Regions from separate parts of the Homo sapiens genome. Here region 2 is linked to region 1. Evidence: chromatin loops called from intact Hi-C (ENCODE). Cell type or tissue: Panc1. All regions are shown on one strand. Each heading gives the region's core, and the rest is flanking DNA. Links, peaks and the distances in the headings are about the cores only. Region 1 has its middle 23 kb from the start of C9orf50. Region 2 has its middle 47 kb from the start of LINC00963.

What was found. A loop is a pair of places that touch in the nucleus more often than their neighbours do. Peaks named below come from ENCODE experiments on the same cell type or tissue, not always from the same donor. Only the 100,000 strongest peaks of a DNase experiment are listed, where the experiment ranks them.
Region 2: a loop joins it to region 1, with 12 times the contacts of the local background. A loop is called at or near these places in 4 of 110 quality-filtered maps.

Annotation. Positions count from the first base shown.
Region 1 is chr9:129,591,704-129,603,586 of GRCh38, reverse strand. No RefSeq gene overlaps it. Among named protein-coding and RNA genes, the nearest start is that of C9orf50, 23 kb to the left of the region's middle. RefSeq lists enhancers at 449-568, 2,818-3,317 and a silencer at 5,951-6,170. In Panc1, for the core only: no CTCF peak of the experiment used is centred there; no DNase peak of the experiment used is centred there; H3K4me3 peaks cover 963 bases; H3K27ac peaks cover 317 bases.
Region 2 is chr9:129,530,031-129,541,913 of GRCh38, reverse strand. No RefSeq gene overlaps it. Among named protein-coding and RNA genes, the nearest start is that of LINC00963, 47 kb to the right of the region's middle. In Panc1, for the core only: no CTCF peak of the experiment used is centred there; no DNase peak of the experiment used is centred there.

The sequences.
Region 1 (11,883 bases), core at 4,269-9,268:
CAGAAAAACACCCCACTCAACCACAAAAACTTTACAACCAGTTCTAGGCCCTTCTAGGACCTTCTGAGACCCATCCACAAACCCTTTCCTCCAGTTTAGAGCCCGTTCCTAAAGAAATCTCATGGTCAGCCTTTTTGGAATAATAATCATAGTAGATAAAGTTGAACACTAACTCTATTTCAGGCACTGTGCTGTGGGATTTCTCTGATTTACTCATTTACTCCTCACACTTGAGGCACAGAGAAGTTGGGTCACTCACCCAAGGTCACACAGCCAGGAAGTGGCAAAGCCAGGATCCAGACCCAGTCAGTCCTGCCCAGGTCTGCACTCCTAACCACACACACGCGCACACACACACAGCACACGCATGAACGCATGGACACGCATGGCACCTGGCTCCTGAGTCAACCCGTGGGTTAGGCCCAGGGAGGGCCTGGGGTGGAAGACCTCAGGTGAACTGCCCAGGCTTGGGGTCTGGTGAGCTGGGTGACTGAGGTCGAGTCCTTTTGTGAGGATTAGGTGGGCACCACCCGGAGATCCCTGGCCCAAGGCCAGCAGCGGGGAGGAGCTGATACCATTATGAGGGAAGTGACAGACAGTGGGGACACCCCTCCCCAGTGACTGCCACTCGGCACAGCCTCCTCCCCCTTCCCTCTTCCTCTCCCCTCTCCTCTCCTCCCCTCCCTCATTCTCCCCCTCCTCCTCTCTCCTTTCCTCTCTCCTCCCTTTTCCTCCCTCATCTCTCCCCTCCCTCCACATTCTTGCCCCCTTCCTTCTACCCCCTAATTTTCTTCTTCCTCCCTTCTTACCCCTCCTTCCTCCCTCCCTTCTCTCTCCTTTGCTTTCTCCACTTGTTCCCTCCCTCCCCCTTAACTCCCTCATGTCTCCCTCCCTCCTTCCTCCCTCCCTCCTTCCTGTCTGTTTTCCTTTCCCCCTTCCTCTCTTCCTTCTCTCCCTCCCTGCTGCTTGCCTCCTCTCTCCCCTTCTTCTCTCTGTTTTTCCCTCTCTCTCTCCTCCTCCTTCCCGCTTTCTTCTCTTCTGACTCCCTCCTCCTCCCTGTCCTTCCTCTCCCTCCACTCTCTTTCCCTCCTTCTCCAGACAAGGAATAAGAGTTGCTCACCCCTGGCCAGCTCAGTGGCTCACGCCTGTAATCCCAGCACTTTGGGAGACCGAGGCGGGCAGATCACTTGAGCTCAGGAGTTCCAGACCAGCCTGGCCAACATGGTGAAACCCCATGTCTACTAAAAATATATGTTTTAAATTAGCCAAGCGTGGTGGCGCGTGCCTGTAATCCCAGCTACTCGGGAGGCTGAGGTGACAGGGTCGCTTGAACCCGGGACGCAGAGGTTGCAATGAACTGAGATTTCGCCATTGCACTGCAGCCTGGGCAACTGAGCAAGACTCCCTCTCAAAAAAAAAAAAAGGTGTTCACCACCCTCCTCCAAGCAGCTGTCCATCCTACCAGAGGAACAGCCCATCCCTGTAAACACTGCACTTCTGAGAAGGACCAGACCACACCTGGGGACACCCCTGGGTCTACCTGGGGGCCTGCCCAAGAAGGATGGGGAGGGGCCCACTGGCTGAACAGACCCGGCCAGACCTTCCCACCCAGAGCCTCTTGGCTCCCCTCCCGCATCCCCAATGCTGGGAGGACAGGGAATGGCCTCCATGGGCCTTCCAGGCTGAAATTTCTAGCGTTTGTGGAGTTAAGACCCTAATATTATGGGCCGGGCAGGGTGGCTCATGCCTGTAATCCCAGCTACTTGGGAGGCTGAGGCAGGAGAATTGCTTGAACCCAGGAGGCGGAGGTTGCAGTAAGCCGAAATCATGCCACTGCACTCCAGCCTGGGTGACAAAGACTCCGTCTCAAAAAGAAAAAAAGACCTTAATATTATTTATCGACAGTTTTTGGTGGTTTAATAGAATTGAGGGTAAATCTAACTTGCAAATTTTCCTTTTGATCTCCTTTTTCTTTTAGGAGAGAACAGAGCCGGCTTTAGAGCAAGACTGGAGACCGCTCCCTCTGCTCTCCTGTTCCCAGTCAGGACTCTCCTGGGGTTTGCAGTCCTGGGGTGTCCCTGAGCACGTCCGTCCGGCAGGATTCCTGGTTGCCAGCCTTGACTCCCCCTGCTTGTCCCTCCCCCCGGCACCCCAGCACTGAAGTCCTGGGGACTCCTCTGAGCCCCAAGGCCCCGGCCCCTCTGCCTCCTCCCTCCTCTCTCCTTCTTCCCCCTCTGTGCTTCCCCTCACACTCTGCAGTAGGCCTCTGGCTTCTCCTTTAGCTCCTGAGCCAAACTCCTTCACACCCCAGGGCCTTTGCACATGCCCTCCTCTCTACCCAGAATGCTCTCCTACCAGCTTCACGGGTTCCCACTTAACATCAGATCTCAGATGTCACCTCCTCAGGGAAGCTCTTCCAAATGAAACCAGCTCCCCACAGTTCTCCTTGTGTGGCACTTACCACAATCAGGACGGAACAGTGGTGGCATTGCTGGCACACATGGACCATACTCAGTAGCCCCTGAGCTCCAAGAATGCAGAGACTGGACAGGTCCCTAACACAGAGCCTGCCACAGAGAAGGCCCTGAATGAACGCTGCGCAAAGGGATGGGGATCCTATCTGTGAACATCTCCCTGCCACATACCGTGCCTCAGTTTCCCTGCCTATACGGCAAGGGGGAGGGTCCCGTGCCTGCACTTGCAATGCAGTGTTTCTCAGATGTTCCCTCTGGGCTTCTGGCAGGGATCACATTCATTTCACGGTATTTGACTTCTTTGATTATCTGATTTTTCCAGGGAGGAATTTTAAATCTCTGGGCTGGGGCGGCATCTGCTAGATACCTGGGCACTTGTCCCAGCCCACCAGCCTGGGTACATTCAGCATCATGCTGGAAGCCCGTTAAAACTGCCCCCTCTTGGCAGATTAGGCCCCACGCAGAGACACCCTTCCAGGGCTCTGGAACCATGCAGTGTTTGGTGCGAGTGGGTAAGCAGTACAGCTCTCTTTGGGCAAAGCTCTAAATCAAGTGCAGGGGCATAGGAGCCAGGCAGACTGGGTTCCAATTCTGACTCAGTCACTTCTGGTGAGACTGGGGCCCACCATTTACTTTTTATTTGAGATGGAGTCTCGTTCTGTCGCCAGGCTGGAGTGCAGTGGTGTGATCTCAGCTCACTGCAACTGCCACCTCCCTGGTTCAAGTGATTCTCCTGCCTCAGCCTCAAGAGTAGCTGGGATTACAGGGGCGTGCCACCACGCCCAGCTAATTTTTTTGTTTGTTTGTTTTGAGATGGAGTCTCGCTCTGTCGCCCAGGCTGGAGTGCAGTGGTGCGATCTCGGCTCACAGCAACCTCCACCTCCCCGGTTCAAGTGATTCTCTTGCCTCAGCTTCCAGAGTAGCTGGGATTACAGGTGCCTGCCACCACGAGTGGCTGATTTTTGTATTTTCATTAGAGACAGGGTTTCATCATGTTGGCCAGGATGGTCTTGAACTCCTGACCTCAGGTGATTCACCTGCTTTGGCCTCCCAAAGTGCTGGGATTACAGGCGTAAGCCACTGCACCTGGCCTAATTTTTGTATTCTTAGTAGCAATGGGGTTTCACCATGTTGCCCAGGCTGGTCTCGAACCGCTGACATCAGGTGATCCACCCGCCTCGGCCTCCCAAAGTGCTGGGATTACAGGCATGAGCCACTGTGCCTGGCCTCACCATTCACTTCTCTGTGTCTCAGTCCCAGGCCTGCGCAATGGTCGTATCACTGTCAGAGGTGTCTGAACCAGGGCAATTCCATCTTGAATGGGGCTGGGTAAAATGAGGCAAGACCTACTGGGCTGCTGCATTCTCAGACGGTTAAGGCATTCTAAGTCACAGGATGAGATAGGAGGTCGGCACAAAATACAGGCTATAAAGACATTGCTGATAAAACAGGTTGCAGTTAAGAAGCTGGCCAAACCCCCCAAAACCAAGATGGCAACCAGAGTGACCTCTGGTTGTCCTCATTGCTAGACTCCCACCAGCGCCATGACAATTTACAAATGCCATGGCAATGACAGGAAGTTACCCTATATGGTCTAAAAAGGGGAGACATGAATAATCCACCCCTTGTTTAGCATATCATCAAGAAATAACCATAAAAATGGGCAACCAGCAGCCCTCAGCGCTGCTCTATGGTGTAGTCATTCTTTTGAGACAGAGTCTTGCTCTGTCGCCCAGGCTGGAGTGCAGTGGTGCGATCTCAGCTCACTGCAACCTCCGCCTCCTGGGTTCAAGCCATTCTCTTGCCTCAGCCTCCTGAGTAGCTGGGATTACAGGCACATGCAACCATGCCTGGCTAATTTTTGTATTTTTAGTAGAGATGGGATTTCTCCATGTTGGCCAGGCTGATCTCAAACTCCCGACCTCAGGTGATCTGCCCACCTCAGCGTCCCAAAGTGCTGGGATTACAGGGGTGAGCCGCCGTGCCTGGCCTATTCCTTTACTTTTTTTTTTTTTCTTCTTCTTCTTTAAGACGGAGTCTCGCTCTGTTGCTAGGCTGGAGTGCTGTGGTGTGATCTTGGCTCACCGCAACCTCCGCCTCCCAGGTTTAAGCTGTTCTCCAGCCTCAGCCTCCCGAGTAGCTGGGACTACAGGCGCGCACCACTACGCCCAGCTAATTTTTGTATTTTTTAGTAGAGATGGGGTTTCACCATGTTGGCCAGAATGATCTCGATCTCTTGACCCCGTGATCCGCACACCTCGGCCTCCTAAAGTGCTGGGATTATAGGCATGAGCCACCATGCCCGGCCTATTCCTTTACTTTCTTAATAAACTTGCTTTTACTTTATGGACTCACCCTGAATTCTTTCTTGCGAGAGATCCAAGAACCCTCTCTTGGGGTCTGGATCTGGACCCCTTTCCTACACCACCACCTCCCAGCTGGGGTTCTTGTGTTGATCAAGATGCTTCCCAGCCTGGGCCTGACACACAGTAAGTGCCCTGCCCCTCTCACCCCAGAGGCAGTGGCTAAACCTCAAGTCTCTGGGGCCCCAAAAATCTGCGTCAATACCCAGCTCTGCCCCTTGTCTGGCTTCGCAACCTCTCGGTGTCCGTTTCTGGGTCTGTAAAGCGGGGGTGATACTACTCCTGCGCCTGCACCCCACGTTATGTCAGTGTCTGCTTTCCAAATTCCCAGCCTGGACTCACCTCCCCTATGACTGTTTTGCAATCAGTGGGGACCACGGGCAGGGAGGAAGGTGGAGGAAAGCCCAAGTAACTTTGTGTCAAGTCCCAGTTTTCCTGCCAGCTGAGACCTGGGGCAAGCGACACCCCCTCTGCCTCAGGCTGTTCACCTAAAAAAAGGATGTTCTTAATCTACACACAGGGCTCTGTGGGGCTTGGATGGGGCACGCGGACGGCTACAGAATGTCAGGCAGCCACTTCCTTATGGTTACACCAGAAAGGGAGAGCCATTTCCCTCCACCCTTACTTTAGGGACCGGGAAACAGGACGGCAAGAAGGAATGCGCTACACCTCAACCCGGAGGGAGGGCATTCAGCCGCCACCCCCTCAGCCTTCCAGGAAGCTGAGGCCCAGAGAGGGCCAGGCTGGACCACGGGTTACACTGCGGGCAGGGCTTGGCTGATGCAGGAAGCGGTTCCTCTCCGGTGGGATGGGTGGGGTCGGGCAGGTACCCCAAGGAGAGCCCGGGCTCCCAGCTTAGCTTCCTGTTCCTATCTCAGCTGTCCAAGGGCCACTGAATGTTCCCGAATGCCCCTCCCCAGAGGAGTCCTGGGCAGGGAGTAGGGCATTCAGGAAAGCTGAGGCCCAGCGACAGGTAGGCGCTGGCCTGAGGTCCCACAGCGCAGGCGGGTCCGAAGCCCCCAGTCTGGGTTCAGGCCTCCCCCGCCCTGCGGCGCGGCCTCGTGGCGTCCCCAGCCCTCCGTTCCCGGTCGCTGCCCTGCAGGGACTTGCCCAGCGGGGACGCGCCGGGCCTCCCCGAGGTCTGCGCCCGGCTGCAGCCGCGGGATGAAAGGGGAATCCACCGAAACCCGCCTCCCTCCCAGCTCGCCCGCCCCACCCGCAACCGGATCTGGCTGGGGGCGGCGGGCTTTGAAGTCCGCGCCAGCGGCCCCAGCGCTCGGACGGCTCCGGAGACTCCGGGAGGCCGACTTGAAAGGGCAAGCCGCGGGCCGGTCCAGCCTTCCCGGGACAGGGCCGGGGAGAGCGGGGAGGAGGAGGGGAGGGGCGGGAGGGGGAGAAAGGGGAGAGTGAAGGGGAGGGGGCGGAGGGAGGGACAAAGGGTCCCGCCTGACGCCCTCCCCAGGGCCCAAGGGCGGCCCAGCCCCGCGCTAGGAGCGAGGAATGAGTTATCCCGGCATTCAAGGCCCTGCCGTGGGTGCCCTGCGCGCCACCCGTTTCTTCCTCCCTCCTGGCCCCTTGGCCAGACAGAACTGCTTCTCAGCTACTGCCTCACTCCGGCCTTAGCACACGCTGTTCCTTCTGCCAGGAGCGCCTTTCCCATCTTCCCCTCCCAGGCTCCAGCCTCAGCTCCTCCCTGCGGGGGATGGGAGGGAAGGGCGTCCTCTCTTCCTGTGGGGCCTCCCATAAACCTCCTGCCCTACCCTCTTCCCGGGTGCCCTCCTCCCCGGCCCCCTGCCTCAGCGTCCCCCAAGGCTGCTCAGACTCTGGTAATCCCTGGCCCAGAACCCCAGCTGTGGACACCTGGAGGGCATCCTCGCATCCCCCAGTCTGGACAGCTGTGGGTGGGCGCAGGAGACAGGGAGAGGGGGTCCTTCGATAATAGCGATCACAATACTAATAAGCCTTGGGGACTGGTCAGTGTGTGGGCGGGTGCTGAGAGAATTCCAGGGTCCTAGAGCCCATCGGCCCCGCGCACTGGAGCCTTATAGCTTCCAATGCACCCATGCAGGCGCACCATAGCCTCTTTCTCCTCCCTGCCCATCAGATTGCAAAGCTGGGTGACCCCTCTCCCGACCTCCAGCCGGGACCTCCTCCTCACTGCAGAGGGCCCCCAGCTGCCGCCTCGGCCCTTGGGTTCAACCACTGGCAGCCCCTAGAAAGCTCCAGCCCCACCCCCAGGGTTCTCTGTCCTCAGAGTCCCAGGAGGCTTTGCAGCTGTCTCCTGGAACCCTCTCCTCTGCCCACCTAGTGGGCTGATTGCCTGGTTTCTCCCAGCTCCCCAGGGCTGCTGGCTGAGGACAGAGTTTTTGTTCCAAGTTGCAGATGAGGACACTGAGGCCCACAGAGAAGTTGAGGTCTCGAAGCTGGTGGGATTGAGGTGGCCATGCTGGCCCCTGAGGAGCCAAGAGAGAGGGGCCCCCAACAGGCTGTGTCTAATAGGACAAGAGTGCCGCCATCTTCACAAGTCTCCACCATCTTAAAAGTATCAAGTTTCCATGTCTCAAAACTGTCCGCAAATGTCAACCCTGCCCATAGCTTCAACAGAGCATAAGGCTGTAACTGCAGCAGAACCTCACAAAGTCCCCAACAGTCACAACCAGCCAGCACTTCCCCAACTCCTCCACATAGAATCTTTCCTCAAAGCACACTTCCGGGCTGGGCGCGGTGGCTCATGCCTGTAATCTCAGCACTTTGGGAGGCTGTGGTGGGCAGATAACCTGAGGTCAGGAGTTCAAGACCAGCCTGGCCAACATGGTGAAACCAGGTCTCTACTAAAAATACAAAAAAATTAGCTGGGTGTGGTGGCAGGCGCCTGTAATCCCAGCTACTCAGGAGGCTGAGGCAGGAGAATTGCTTGAACCTGGGAGGCGGAGGTTGCAGTGAGCTGAGATCCCACCATTGCACTCCAGCCTGGGCAACAGGAGTGAAACTCTGTCTCAAAAAAAAAAAAAAAAAAGCACACTTCCCCAACCAGGCCCTTTAAAAAGCCTCAGGCTATATGAGAAGCTTGCTCCTGAGCCTGCTGGCCAGAAGCCCTTCTCAGGTTTACTCTTAATAAATCCATCTCCACTGTAGAACTGCCTTCTTGCCTCTTCTTTCCTTCATCTTTCTATTCCAATACTTGCTGCCAAACCCCGGGATGAGTCTTGGGGCTGAGAACTCTTGCAACCCAGGAAGCAGTGGGCCCCGACAGCTCATCCCTGGCTAATTCCTGGATCCTGAGGGTTCTCTGGCTTCCCGCCTAGTCCCTCAACTCTTCCTCTTTTTTAAAAGTGATTTGCATGAGGTAATTGAGTGACAGGAGAGGACTTCGAGGCTGTGGCCAGGGCTACCCCTGGATGGGTTCTCAAAACTCCCGGACCCAGAATTTTGCCTCCAACCGCTGGATCTGGGCAATTTACTTTCTGTTTCTCCCCAACGGCTCCAGTTTGAGAGGTCCTTTGCTGGTTCCTTCTAAAACATCCAACACCAGACACTAATTAGTAAGGTTTGCCCCCACCTGTCTCTCCTGTGCTACCCAGGAGACTCAGGTCCGCAGTCCCGGTCTCCTGGGGACCATTAGGACCATCAGAGACCTTGGGAGGGTGACGTTCAGGGATGCCTGACCTTTCCCCTCAGTCTACCTCCTCTTGAGAGGATCTCCCGTCTCTGCCCTTTTTCTGGGGATGCCTAGTCTAACGGCAGACACCCCTGGCCTTTCCTTGCCAAATCTCAATGGGCTCCAATCAATCTCAAATTACTCCTTCCTCCCCTCTAGGTTTCCTGATTTGTAACCTTTCTAAACTCGGTATAAAGGGGGACATTAAAGTAAAGTGCCTTATATTCTTTTGCAATACTGCCTGGCCTCAGGCCAAGGGCAACCGTTGGCCTGAAAACGGCACATTCGACCACCAAATTTTAAGGGATTTAGATAACTTCATTTATCGAAATGGCAAATGGCAAGAAGTTCCTTCATTTACCTTTGCTCACGTCCTTCCCTCTGCCAAGATTGTTCCCCACACCTCTAATTTGCTCCTTAATCTCTGTTGTTGGCATAAAGGGCATTCAGAAAACTCCCCTCCAAACACTCCCCTTATATTGTTCCTTTCGGGACGTCACCCTCATACATTGCTTCCTGTTAATCCCACATTGCCCCATGCCTCTTCTAAGTAGAGACCTGCTGCACAAATTGCGTGGCTTCCTCCACCTTTGGGCTCTTGGCCAAAGCCATCCCTACTTATTTTTATGCCAGGAACCCAAATTCTCCCTACCTGAAGTTAAGGAGCCAACACCTGACCTTAGCATTATAACTCAAACAAATCCTATTGTTTGGTCAACACAAATTCTGCAGTCGTGGCGGCCCACCACTCCCCATTAAAATTTCATTAAAGGATCCTTCTCATTAGATCACAGTCCAACAGTATTCTGTCAGCCCTGAGAGGCTTCGGGGACTCAAGCCCATCATCTCCCAACTGTTAGCTGCCAACATCCTCATTCCAACCCATTCCCCTCATAACACCCCTATTGTCCCTGTCCGGAAGCTGGATGGGTCCTACCGGCTTGTCCAGGACCTTCGTCAAATCAATTCTGCTGTCATCCCTACACACCCAGTCGTTCCTAATCCCTATACACTCCTCTCCAGAATCCCCCCTCATACCAGTCATTTTTCAGTACTAGACCTCAAAGTGCCTTTTTCAGGCCAGGCACAGTGGCTCTCGCCTGTAATCCCAGCACTTTGGGAGGCTGAGGCGGACGGATCACGGGGTTGGGAGATCAAGACCACCCTGGCTAACACGGTGAAACCCCGTCTCTACTAAAAATGCAAAAAATTAGCCTGGCATGGCGGCGGGCGCTTGTAGTCCCAGCTACTCAGGAGGCTGAGGCAGGAGAACGGCATGAACCCGGGAGGCGGAGCTTGCAGTGAGCCGAGATTGCGCCACTGCACTCCAGCCTGGGCGACAGAGCGAGACTCTGTCTCAAAAAAAAAAAAAAAAGATGCCTTTTTCACTATACCTCTATACCCTTCTTCCCAAAACCTGTTTGCTTTTACCCAGATGGATCCAGATACCAACATTTCCCAACAGCTCACATGGACTGTCCTCCCCCAGGGTTTCAGACACAGCCCCCCAACTTTTTTGGACAAGCCCTTCAAGCAGACCTCTCTAAACTTTGCCTAACACCTCCCATCCTCCTTCGCTATGTAGATGATCTGCTGCTCTGTTCCCCTTCAGAGGAACTCTCTATTCAGCATACTGTTACCCTTTTAAACTCCCTCACCCAGTACAGCTACCAGCTGTCCAAAAAAAAAAAAAGGCCCAATTAGCCTCCTCCAAGGTTTCATACCTGGGCCTCATGATTACCCCTGCCACCTGGGAAATTCCCTCAACACACAAGCAGATGGTCCAGAGCATCCTATTCCCTCATACCAAAAGAGACTGTCTCTCTTTCTTGGGACTCATGGAGTACTTCCAGCTATGGATTGCCAATTTTGTAGTGATTGCCACGCCATTATATGAGGCCTCAAAGGGAAACCTCGCTGAGCTTATTGCCCCTACTCCTGAACTTCATCATGCTTTGTCCTGCTTAAAACAAGCTCTAACCTGGGCCCCTGCTTTGGGTCTCCTTAACCCCAGCCGACCTTTCCATTTATACTTACACAGCTCCCAAAACGGAGCTTTAGGCCTTTTGGCCCAGCCCACAGGGGACTCTCTTCAACCTGTTGCATACTTCTTCAAGCAGCTAGATCTTATCTATAAAAGTTGGCCTCACGGCTGGGCACGGTGGCTCATGCCTGTAATCCCCACACTTTGGGAGGCCGAGGCGGGCAGATCCCCTGAGGTCAGGAGTTCGAGACCAGCCTGACGAACATGGAGAAACCCCATCTCTACTGAAAATACAAAATTAGCCGGGCATGGTGGTACATGCCTGTAATCCCAGCTACTAGGGAGGCTGAGGCAGGAGAATCGCTTTAACCTGGGAGGCGGAGGTTGCAGTGAGCCGAGATCGCGCCATTGCACTCCAGCCTGGGCAACAAGAGCGAAACTCCGTCTCAAAAAAAAAAAAAAAAAAAAAGTTGGCCTCTTTGCCTAAACATTTTAGCCACAGCCTCTTTAATTATCCCAGAGGCACAAAATTTCATCTTCTATAAACCCCTGCAAGTTTATTCATCACATGACTTGCAAGATATGCTCAGCCACAGGGCACTTCAAACAGTATCCCCTTCCCGCATCCAGACCCTGCACTCAGCCATTCTCCAATCCTTTCTCTCCCTCCGTAAATGCTCCCCTCCTAACACCGCCACCCTTTTACCCTCAACACCCCTCTTAGAGTCACCCCTGCACTCCTGCACTGATATCACTGATGACTCCCTTATCACGTTCCATCATTTAACCAACGCACCTATAAAGGGAGCTCCAGGCTGGTTTCTAGACAGCAGTGTGTCCAGAGTTCCTCCTTTCTCAGCAGGGTATATTATCATGGAAGGATACCGTGATGACACCCCCGTCCTCCCTCCCTGAAGAGTCATAGAAGCCTCTTTCTTACCAGCAGGCACATCCTCCCAGCAGGTAGGCCCATAACCAGGGCCCTAACCCTAGCAGCAGGAAAACAGGTCAATATTTACACTGACTCCAAATATGCATAGAACATCATTCATTCCAATGCCCAAATTTGGAGTGAACGCGGTTTCCTCACCACAAAGTGAACCCCCATTGTTAATGGAAAGCTCATTCGCCATTTGTTACAGGCTGCCTTGCTCCCAAAAAGTGGCAATAATTCACTGCAGGGAACACCAATCAAATGAGGGTCATATTTCCTTAGGAAATCGCAAGGCTGACAAATGAGCCAGAATGACCTCAGCAAATCAAGAAATTCCCCAATATCTTTTTTTTTTTTTTTTGAGATGGAGTCTCGCTCTGTCCTCTGTCGCCCAGGCTGGAGTGCAGTGGGGCGATCTTGGCTCACTGCACCCTCTGCCTCCCGGGTTCAAGCGATTCTCCTGCCTCAGC
Region 2 (11,883 bases), core at 2,430-7,429, 60 kb after region 1:
GAATTACAGGCATGAGCCACCGCGTCCGGCTCTCAATCTAATTCTTAACATTGTCATTTGCATGATCTTCCATCTTTGTGAAAGTCTTAGTCTTTTCTTATTATATTTTAGATGGAACTTCTTGATTTTAGATGGAAATTTCACTCTTTTGCAGACACTTGACACTGAATGAGTGTCATTTTGCAAACTGTACAAATGATCATTCAATACATATCCCTGCTCCAGGCTTTCTTGCCTAGATACATTTCCTTCTTGATTTAATTATATTATTTCATGTCAAAAATTTCATTAGGATTATATAGTTTTTACAGACAATGGTTGTGGCAGAGTTGCTGGTTGTCCCCCAATATCCACTCTTCCTGTCTTGCAAAGTAATAAAATTTTTTATCTGGACATGTGGTAGACCCGATAAGAACTATATTTCCCAGCCTCCTTTGGAGCTAGCTATGGATTATGGGATGTAAGAGGAGTGATACAGTGTGTGTGACTTACAGATCCTACTCTTGAAAGGAAACAGCACACCCTGCCCTTTCTGTTGATGGGAAGGAGGGTGCAGTGGTGAGCCATCTTGAACTAGGGGGTTCAGAGCAATATTACAGGGATCAAGAAGCAAGAAAACATAAGGGGCAGGGCGTGGTGGCTCACGCCTATAATCCCAGCACTTTGGGAGGATGAGGCGGTTGGATCACTTGAGGTCAGGAGTTCGAGACCAGCCTGGCCAACATGGTGAAACCCCATCTCTACTAAAAACACAAAAATTAGCTGGGGGTGGTGATGTGCACCTGTAATCTCAGCTACTTGAGAGGCTGAGGCAGGAGAATCACCTGAACCCAGAGGCGGAGGTTGCAGTGAGCTGAGATTGCACCACTGCATTCCAGCCTGGGCAACAAGAACAAAGATCTGTCTCAAAGAAAAGCCCCGAGCTGGGCGTGGTGGCTCACACCTGTAATCCCAGCACTTTGGGAGGCCGAGGCAGGTCGATCACGAGGTCAGGAATTTGAGACCAGCCTGGCCAACATGGTGAAACCCCGTTCCTACTAAAAATACAAAAATCAGCTGGCATACTGGCGGGCACCTGTAATCCCAGATACTTAGGAGGCTGAAGCAGGACAATCACTTGAACCCGGGAGGTGGAGGTTGCAGTGAGCTGAGATCATGCCACTGCACTCTAGCCTGGGCAACAAGAGCGAGACTCTGTCTCAAAAAAAAAAAAGAAAAAAGGAAAGAAAGAAAGAAAACATAAGGAACCTGAGTCTCCAATAACTCGGAGCTGCCGTATGACTATTTATGCCCAGACTGTTACTTAGGGAGAAAGAAAATTCTATCTTTGTGAGCTGCTAGTATTTTGGATCTCTGTCAGAGCAGCTGAACTTCTATCCTAGGATAATAGCTAGATTTACCAATATCATTTATTAAATTATTTGTTCACTACCGCTCCTTGATACTCCTTCCCTTTTAATTTATGTTTCTTTTTGGCAGAGAATCTCTTTTAAGAGTTTTTGCAGCAAAAGTTTGGGGGTGAAAAATCTTGGGATTTGTAGGTTTGAAAATGCTTTCCTCTCCAAGTGGATAGTGTTGAAATGAAGAAGAAGAAAACATTGGGCCAGGTGCGGTGGCTCATGCCTGTAATCCCAGCACTTTGGGAGGCTGAGGTGGGCAGATCACGAGGTCAGGAGTTTGAGACCAACCTGACCAACATGGTGAAACCCCATCTCTACTGAAAATACAAAAATTAGCCAGGTGTGGTGGTGGGTGCCTGTAATCCCAGCTACTCAGGAGGCTGAGGCAGGAGAATCGCTTGAACCCGGGAGGCGGAGTTTGCAGTGAGCCAAGATGGTGCCACTTCACTCCAGCCTGGGCAACAAAGTGAGACTCCATCTCAAAAAAAAAAAAAGAGAAAAGAAAAAGAAGAAAACATTTTCCTTTCACTCCCCTTTTTTGTTTTAGCTCTGTCACGCGGGCTGGGCTGCAATGGCATGATCAGGAGTCACTTCAGCCTTGATCTCTCCAGCTCAAGGGATTGTCTCACCTCAGCCTCCCAAGTAGTTGAGATTATAGGCATGTGCCACCATGCCTAGTTAATTTTTAAATTTTTTGTAGAAACAGGATCTCGCTAAGTTACCAGAGCTAGTCTCGACTCCTGGGCTTAAGCGATCCTTCCACCTTGGCCTCCCAAACTGCTGGGATTACAGGCATGAGACACCTCACCCAGCCTGCTCACACTCTTTACTGACAGTTTAGCTAGGTATGTTAATCTGAGTTGGTAGTTAATTTTCCTCAACACCCTAAAGGTATTATTCCATTGTTTTCTTGCTCCTTTTGTGGCTCAGGAGAATTCTGTTGGTTTATTTGTCATTTCTTTGTAGGTAATTGTTTTTCTCCCTCAGAGTTGCTTTTAAGATTTTATCCTTATTTTTGGCATTCTGAATTACAGTGTATCTAGGCGAAATGTGTATTTTTACTTATTTAGCCTGTCTTTCATTGGGCTTCTTTATTCTGAGAACTCATGTCTCTTTATTCTGAGAACTTACTCACTTTTTGAGAATTCTCAGCCTTTATGCCTTTGACTATGCCTCTCTTGTCATTCCCTCTATATGGTACTTCTAGAAATTCCTATCATATGGATGCTTGACCTTCTAATATTATCCTCCATTTCTCCTAATTTTCTTTGATATTTTTCATCACTTTTGCTGTATTGCCTTCTATGTGAATTCTTCAGTTTTAGCTTTCTATTATCCACCTCTCTCTTTGTGTCTAGTCAAGAGTTTATTCCATCTCGTGAGCTTTTATTTATTTATTTATTTATTGAGACAAAGTCTTGCTCTGTTGCCCAGGCTGGAGTGCAGTGGTGCAATCATGGCTCACTGCAGCCTCAACCTCCTGGGCTCAAGCAATCCTCTCACCTCAGCCTCCTGAGTAGCCCAGCTAATTTTTTAAAAAAATTTTGTCCACAAAAAAATTGAAAATAAAAAAAGACCAGGAATGGTGGTGCCACCTGTAATCCTAGCACTATGGGAGGCCGAGGTGGGTGGAACACTTGAGGCCAGGAGTTTGAGACCAGCCTGGCCAACATGGTGAAACCCTGTCTCTACTAAAAATACAAAAATTAGCTGGGCATGGTGATGCATGCCTGTAATCTCAGCTACTTAGGAGGCTGAGGCATGAGAATTGCCTGAACCCGGGAGGTGGAGGTTGCAGTGAGCCATGATCGCACCACTGCAATCCAGCCTGGGCCATAGAGTGAGACTCTCTGTCTCAAAAAAATAAGAATAAATATAAATTTTTTGTAGAGACATGTCTCACTATGTTGCCCAGGCTAGTCTCGAACTCCTGAGCTCAAGGGATCCTCCTGCCTAAGCCTACCAAAGTGCTGGGTATTACATGTGTGAACCACTGTGCCCGGTGCCTTCAGCTTTTATATCAGTGTCCTTCTAGCCTTAGCATTTGATCTATGGCTTGTGAAATTTTGTCTTCGGTGAGTGAGGCTTTTAGGATATGTATACACTGAATGGGGTGGCCCACCAAAGTGTGAACAGGAGTGGGAGAATATGGGTCATTTTTATTCTCTTCTATACCTTTTAGTATTTATCAAGTATTTTTGAATGATATCTATATAAAACAAGCCAAAGCTGTTTGCTTAAACATTTTGTTTTTATTTATTTATTTATTTTTGAGATGGAATTTCGCTCTTGTTGCCCAGGCTGGAGTGCAATGGCGCGATCTCGGCTCACCGCAACCTCCGCCTCCTGGGTTCAAACGATTCTCCTGCCTGAGCCTCCTGAGTAGCTGGGATTACAGGCATGTGCCACCACGCCCAGCTAATTTTGTATTTTTAGTAGAGACGGGGTTTCTCCATGTGGGTCAGGCTGGTCTCGAACTCCCGACCTCAGGTGATCTGCCTGCCTCGGCCTCCTATAGTGTTGGGATTACAGGCATGAGCCAACGCGCCCAGCCAAGTAAACATTTTATTAATGAATAATATACAGAAAATGGCAGAAATCTTAAATGTTTAGTTTGATAAATTTTTACAAAGTGAACACACCTATGTAATTACCATCAAGATTAGGGCATGATCAGCATCTAGAAGCGTTCCTCATACCCTCCAAGTCATTAACTCCTAGAAGATTACCATGGATTCGACTTTTATCATCATAGAAAAGTTTTGCCTGTTTTTGGAATTTTTATAAATGAAATCATTCAGTATATTCATTTACATTTGACTTATCTTATTCATATTATGTTTGTGAAGTTCATAAATGTTGTTCTGTGTAACAATAGCTCAATCATTCTCTTTTCACATTTTTAATTTTTTTTTTGAGACAAGGTTGCCTAGGTTGGAGTACAGTGGCACAGTCTCAACTCACTGCAACCTCCATCTCCTGGTCTCCAGCAATCCTCTCACCTCAGCCTCCTGAGTACCTGGAACTATAGATGTGTGGCCACCACACTCAGCTATTTTTTATAGTTTTGGCACAGACAGGGTTTCACCATGTTGCCCAGGCTGGCCTCGAACTCCTGCGCTTGAGCAATTCGTCCACCTTGGCCTCCCAAAGTGCTGGAATTCCAGGCATGAGCCACTGTGCCTGGCCTAATTTTTAATTTGTGTGGGTACATAATAGGTGTATATATTTATGGAGTACGTGTGATGTTCTGAAGCACAATTGTACAATTGTTCTTTTTTTTTTTTTTTTTTGAGACAGAGTCTTGCTCTATTGCCCAGGCTGGAGTGAAGTGGCACAGTCTCGGCTCACTGGAGCCTCTGCCTCCCGGGTTCCAGATATTCTCCTGCCTCAGCCTCCCAGGTAGCTGGGATTGCAGGCACGCACCACCACGCCTGGCTAATTTTTATCCTTTTTTTTCTTTTTGAGACAGAGTCTCGCTCTGTTGCCCAGGTTGGGGTGCAGAGGCGCGGTCTCAGCTCACTGCAACCTCCACCTACCAGGTTCAAGAGATTCTCCTGCCTCAGCCTCTCGAGTAGCTGTGACTACAGGTGCCTGCCACCATGCCCGGCTAATTTTTTGTAGTTTTAGTAGAGACGGGGTTTCACCATGTTGGCCAGGCTGGTCTCGGTCTCCTGACCTCGTGATCCACCCTCCTCGGCCTCCCAAAGTGCTGGGATTACAGGTATGAGCCACCGTGCCCGGCCCCAATTTTTATACTTTTAGTAGAGATGGGGTTTCACCATGTTGGCCAGGCTGGTCTTGAACTCCTGACCTCAGGTGATCTGCCTGCCTTGGCCTCCTAAAGTGCTAGGATTACAGGCGTGAGCCACTGCACCCGGCCAGTTCACTTGTTCTTAATGTTTAGTATTCCATTGTGTGACTAGCCCACAATATAGTTCCACATTCTCCTATTGGTGGATATTTGGGTTGTTTCTGGCTTGAGGTTGTTGGGGCTCAGAAAACAATGCCTCAAAGTAAAAGCTTCAGAAGCAAAGTTTCTCCCTGACCTTTCCCTGCCCTTCTGTCTCTCACCCCTCATTCTCCCCTGAGGCGAGCCATGGAAACTACAATTCCTGTTCCCCAAAGTGGATCATAGAAACCAGAACCCTCTTCCCTGAAGCCAGCCACAATGCCTACAAATATGACCCTAACCCTCCTTCACCTTTCTGTGTAACAGCTGGCCAGAAAGACATTTTTCTGACCTACCTTGTTTGATTGTAGGTCATGGGACCCTCATTCCAGGGAACGTCCTGCCGCATACCTGGAAGGAAGGAACGTGCACAGAGAGGCCAAGAAAAGTCTAAACAGACTGGCCTTGCTGGGTTTCCATACTCAGCCTCTTACTATTAGATCACACCCTTTTGGTCCAATCATATTTCTATGCAGTTGTCTATACTTGATTGAACCTAAGTATAAAAGTGCACAGTTCACCCTGGGTCTTTGGGTCTTCATTCTGAAAGCTCCCATAATCAAGTAAAACTATTATGAAATATATTTATTATGTTCTTTTTTTTTTTTTAATGGAATCTCGCTCTGTTGCCCAGGCTGGAGTGCAGTGGGGCACAATCCCGGGTTCAAGTGATTCTCCTGCCTCAGCCTCCAGAGTAGCTGGTTCTACAGGTGCATGCCACCACACCAGGCTAAGTTTTGTATTTTTAGTAGAGACGGGGTTTCGCCCTGTTGACCAGGCTGGTTTTGAACACCTGACCTCAGGTAATCCACCCACCTCGGCCTCCCAAAGTGCTGGGATTACAGGCATTAGCCACTGCGCCCGGCTTTTTTTTTTTTTTTTTTTTTTGAGAAGGAGTCTCACTCTGTCACCAGGCTGGAATGCAGTGGTGCGACCTCTGCTCACTGCAACCTCCAACTCCCTGGTTCAAGCCATTCTCCTGCCTCAGCCTCCCAAGTAGCTGGGACTACAGGCATGTACCACCACGCCCAGCTGATTTTTGTATTTTTAGTAGAGACAGGGTTTCACCATGTTGGCCAGGATGTCTCGATCCCCTGACCTCTGATCTGCCCGCCTCGGCCTCCGAAAGTACTGGGATTACAGGTGTGAGCCACCGCGCCTGGCCCTCTGTTATGTTCTTCTCTTATTAATCTGGTTTTTTGTTTGTTTGTTTGTTTGTTTTTTTGAGACAGAGTCTCACTCTGTCACCTAGGCTGGAGTACAATGGTGAGATCTCGGCTCACTGCAATCTCTGCCTCCTGGGTTCGAGCTATTCTCCTGCCTCAGCCTCTGGAGTAGCTGGGATTACAGGCATGCACTACCACGTCTGGCTAATTTTTGTATTTTTGGTAGAGATGAAGTTTCGCCATGTTGGCCAGGCTGGTCTCAAACTCCTGACCTAAGGTGATCCCCCCACCTTGGCCTGTGTTTCACTGTGTTGTCCAGGCTGGTCTCGAACTCCTGGGCTCAAGGGATCTTCCCACCTCAGCCTCCCAAAGTGTTGGGTTTACAGGCGTGAGCCACCGTGCTCAGTCTTATGTTGGTTGATTTTTTAAACTCTTAAAATTATTGAATCACTCTTGCTTCCTGGAATAAATCCGGCTTGGTCATGCTATGATATTGATAGCACTTGATATTGTTTGTTTTTTAGAACTTAGCCATTTTAATAAGTGTAATAGCATCCCAATGTGGTTTTCATATAAATTTTCCTAGTGACTAGGGAATGACATTGAGTATCTTTTCATTCATTAATTTACCATTCATATATCTTCTTTGATAAGTATCTGTTCAAATCGTTTGCCCATTTAAAAAATTGTATTGTGGCCCGGTGCGGCGGCTCAGGCCTGTAATTCCAGCACTTTGGGAAGCCAAGGTGGGTGGATTGCTTGAGGTCAGGAGTTTGAGACCAGCCTGGCCAACATGGTGAAACCCCGTCTCTACTAATAATACAAAAATTAGCCAAGCGTGATGGCTCACGCCTGTAATCCCAGCTACTTGGGAGGCTGAGGCAGGAGAATTGCTTGAATCCAGGAGGTGGAGGTTGCAGTGAGCCAAGATTGTGCCATTGCACTCCAGCCTGACCCACAAGAATGAAACTGTGTCAAAAAAAAAAAACCATATTGTTTGTCTTTTTTTTTTTTTTGGAGACAGGGTCTTGCTCTGTCACCCAGGCTGGAGTGCAGTGCTGTGATCATGGCTCAGTAGTACAGCTTTGACCTCCCAGGCTTAAGTGATCCTCCCACCTCAGCCTCCCAAGTAGCTGAGACCACAGGTGTGCACCACCACACCTGGCTAATTTTTGTATTCTTTGTACAAGTGGGGTTTCACCATGTTGCCCAGGCTGGTCTCAAATACCTGGCTCAAGCGACCCATGAACCTTGGCTCCCTAAAGTGCTAGAATTATAGGCGTGAGCCACTGTGCCTGGCCTGTTTGTCTTTTTATTGTTAAGCTCCTAGAGTTCTTTATATAATCTGGATATAAATCTTTTGTTGGATATTTGGTTTGCAAATATTTTTTCCCAAACTGTGGCTTATTTTTCCATTCTTTTTTTTTTTTTTAGACAGATTCTCACTCTGTCACCCAGACTGGAGTGCAGTGGCACGATCTTGGCTCACTGCCACCTCCGCCTCCCGGGTTCAAGCGATTCTCCTGCCTCAGCCTCCCAAGTAGCTGGAATTACAGACATATGCCACCACGCCTGGCTAACTTTTGTATTTTTAGTAGAGACGGGGTTTCACCATGTTGGCCAGGCTGGTCTCAAATTCCTGACCTCAGGTGATCTGCCTGCCTCGGCTTCCCAAAGTGCTAGGATTATAGGCGTGAGCCACCGTGCCTGGCCTTATTTTTTCATTCTCTTAACAAAATTAATACAAGTAAATGTTTAAATTTTGAAGGAAATCTAGTTTATTATTTCTTTTATGGATCATGCATTGGTGTCATATCTAAGAACACTTTGCTTATCCCAAGGTTACAATTCCCCAATGTTTTTTTCTAAAAGCTCTATTGTTTTACATTTTATATTGAAGTGTATGATAAATTTTGAGTTAATTTTTGTATAACATGTGAGATAAGGGTTGACATTCTTTTTTTTTTTCCCACATGTGGCCATCCAGTTTTTCCAACCCCATTTCTGGAAAAAAAAAAAAAAAGTTATCCTTTCTCAATTAGATTGCCTTCGCATCTTTCTCAAAAGTCACTTGGCTGGCCGGATGCAGTGTCTCATGCCTGTAATCCCAACACTTTGGGAGGCTGATGCGGGCAGATCACCTGAGGTCAGGAGTCAAGACCAGCCTGGCCAATATGGCAAAAACCCATCTTAAAAAAAAAAAAAATACAGGTCGGGCGTGGTGGCTCACGCCTGTAATCCCAGCACTTTGGGAGGCCGAGGCAGGTGGATCACCTGAGGTCAGGAATCGAGACCAGCCTGGCCAATATGGCAAAAACCCATCTTTAAAAAAAAAATAAAAAAATTAGCCAGGCATGGTGGTGTGTGCCTGCCTGTAGTCCCAGCTACTTGGGAGGCTGAGGAACGAGAAGTGCTTGAACCTTGGAGGTTGCAGTGAGCTGAGATCACACCACTGCACTCCTACCTGAGTGACAGAGTGAGACTCTGTCTCCAAAATAAATAAATAAAAATCACTTGGCCACATTTGTGTGGTTCCATTTATGAATTCTCTGCTCCACTGACCTGTATGTCTGTCCCTTTACCATTCCCACACTGTCTGCTTACTGTAGCTTTATATTAATACTAAGTCTTGAAATCAGATGATGTCACTCTCCTAACTTTGTTCTTTTTAAAAACTCTTTTTGTTATTCCATTTCCTTTTCTTTTTCATATAAATTTTAGAATTAGCTTGTTGACTTCTACTAACAATTATCCTTAGATTTTCTTTGGGATTGGATTGAATCTGTAGATCAGCTTGACCACAGTTGACAGCTTCACAATATTGAGTCTTCTAATCCATGAACATGGTATATGTCTCCATTTATTTAGGTATTATTTCATTAATGTTCTGTAGCCTTCAGCATACAGATTTATACTCAAATATTTATTTTTTCAGCACTATCTCTTAGTTTTCATTTCTAGTCATTCATTGGGAGTGTATAGGAATATACTATTTATTTTTTATCTTTGTATATTGATTTACATCCTGTGACCTTGCTAAACTTTTTAGTTCTATGGGATTTTTAAACATATAAAGTCTTTTTTCTTTTTTTTTTTGAGATAGAGTCTCACTATATCACCCAGGTTGGAGTGCAGTGGCGTGCTGCTGGTTCACTGCAACCTCTGCCTTCCAGGTTCAAGTGATTCTCGTGTGTCAGCCTCCCAAGTAGCTGGGACTACAGGCATGTGTCACCACGCCTGACTAATTTTTGTATTTTTAGTAGAGATGGGGTTTTACCATGTTGGCCAGTCTGGTCTTGAACTCCTGACCTCAAGTGATCTGCCCTCCTCAGCCGCCCAAAGTGTTGAGATTACAGGCGTGAGCCACCTCATCCAGCCAACATATACAATCTTGTGTGTGAAGACAGGCAGATTTCTTTCTCTCTCTCTCTTTCTTTCTTTCTTTCTCTTTCTTTCTTTTTTTCTTCTTCTCTCTCTCTCTCTCTTTCTTTCTTTCTTCTTTCTTGGCTGTATGTCTTTTCTCCTTGCCTTACTGCATTGGCTAGGAATTCCTTTCTGGTGTTGACTAGCAGTAGTGACAGAAAACATCCTTGCCTTGTTCCTGATTTTAAGGGAGAAAGCATTCAGTCTTTCACTATTAAGTATGATCTGAACAATCCAACACCAAATCTCAAACCAAAGGTTGCTTTCTAGGGCCACTGTCTAGGGCTTGAGAATTGAAGTAAAAGTGAAGGGCTAGTAATGTGTTAGGGAGCGCAAGCACAGGAAAGCTAGAAGAGGGGGAAATAGGAAAAAAGGGAGAACTCATATGAAAGTACGTGATTGATCTGGCCACTGCTTGATGTTAATCACGATTGATTTCTTGATCTTGGGGAACCATCTGGCACATGCATGGACATTGAGTGGATCCCATAGCATTTGGAACACAAGCAAGCATGGAACAGCCCGTGGGGGCCGGAGGTGAGAATACTGTCGGGTTGTGCCTGCACGGAGCTGTGCCCATGCGGAACTGGTTGGGACAGAACAAGTGGCCAAGACCCTCATAAACTGATGGAGCTGAGAGGATTCAAGATGGCACATATGATTATATGGGAAACTTATCCAAATTTAAATCTTTCTCAACTGCTTTTCAATTTTCATTTGTATACGTGTATGCAGTTTAAAGCATCAAGTAGGTCCATAATGTTTATTATGAGAAACTACAGCCTCCTGTCCCCCATCCCTGAATTCCTCAGCTTTTTTGCTCTTAGATGCAAACTCTTTGAACTCTTGTAGCTGTTGCTTTTAAAATTTACCTCTGTATCACTAAATAACTGTGTGTGTGCGTGTGTGTGTGTGTGTTTAGTCTTAAGCATTGTGTATCAACTTTCCACAAAAGAAAAAAAATGTGCCAGGCGTGGTGGCTCACGCCTGTAATCCCAGCACTTTTGGAGGCTGAGGTGGGCAGATCACCTGAGGTCGGGAGTTCGAGACCAGCCTGAATAACATGGAGAAACCCCATCTCTACTAAAAATACAAAAATTGGCCAGGCATGGTGGTGCATGCCTATAATCCCAGCTACTCAGGAGGCTGAGGCAGGAGAATCGCTTGAACCCGGGAGGTGGAGGTTGTGGTGAGCCGAGATTGTGCCATTGCACTCCAGCCTGGGCAACAAGAGTGAAACCCCGTCTCAAAATAAATAAATAAATAAATAAATAAATAAACTGTCTGACTTTCACCAGCACCACTACTCCCTCTACCCTCACCCTACTTACTGTTTCATCATTCTTCCAACATACTTCAGTCATAATTTGGGCTAGCTCAATATTGAAAGTTTACAATATTGTGATTGTATAAATCCTCTTCATCTCCTGTGCTAAGTAAAACACTGCAGTTATTTTTTTTCTTCCACAGTCTTTTGTTTTCCTTGTAATAATATTGCCTTATTTTTATTTATTTGACTTCTTGGTTTTCTTTTTTCTTTTTTTTTTGAGACAGAGCCTCACTCTGTCACCCAGGCTGGAGTACAGTGGCGCCATCTTGGCTCACTGCAAGCTCCGCCTCCCGGGTTCCCGCCATTCTCCTGCCTCAGCCTCCCGAGTAGCTGGGACTACAGGTGCCCGCCACCACGCCTGGCTAATTTTTTTGTTGTATTTTTAGTAGAGACGGGGTTTCACCGTGTTAGCCAGGATGGTCTGGATCTCCTGACCTCGTGATCCGCCTGCCTTGGCCTCCCAAAATGCTCGGATTACAGGCGTGAGCCACCGCGCCCGGCCGACTTCTTAGTTTTCTATCTCACTTCATCCCAAACCCTTATTCAGCAGCACAAACTGCTGCTTGGTACATCCAAGCACATCAGTTAATCTTTCAGTTGCATCTTCTTGGA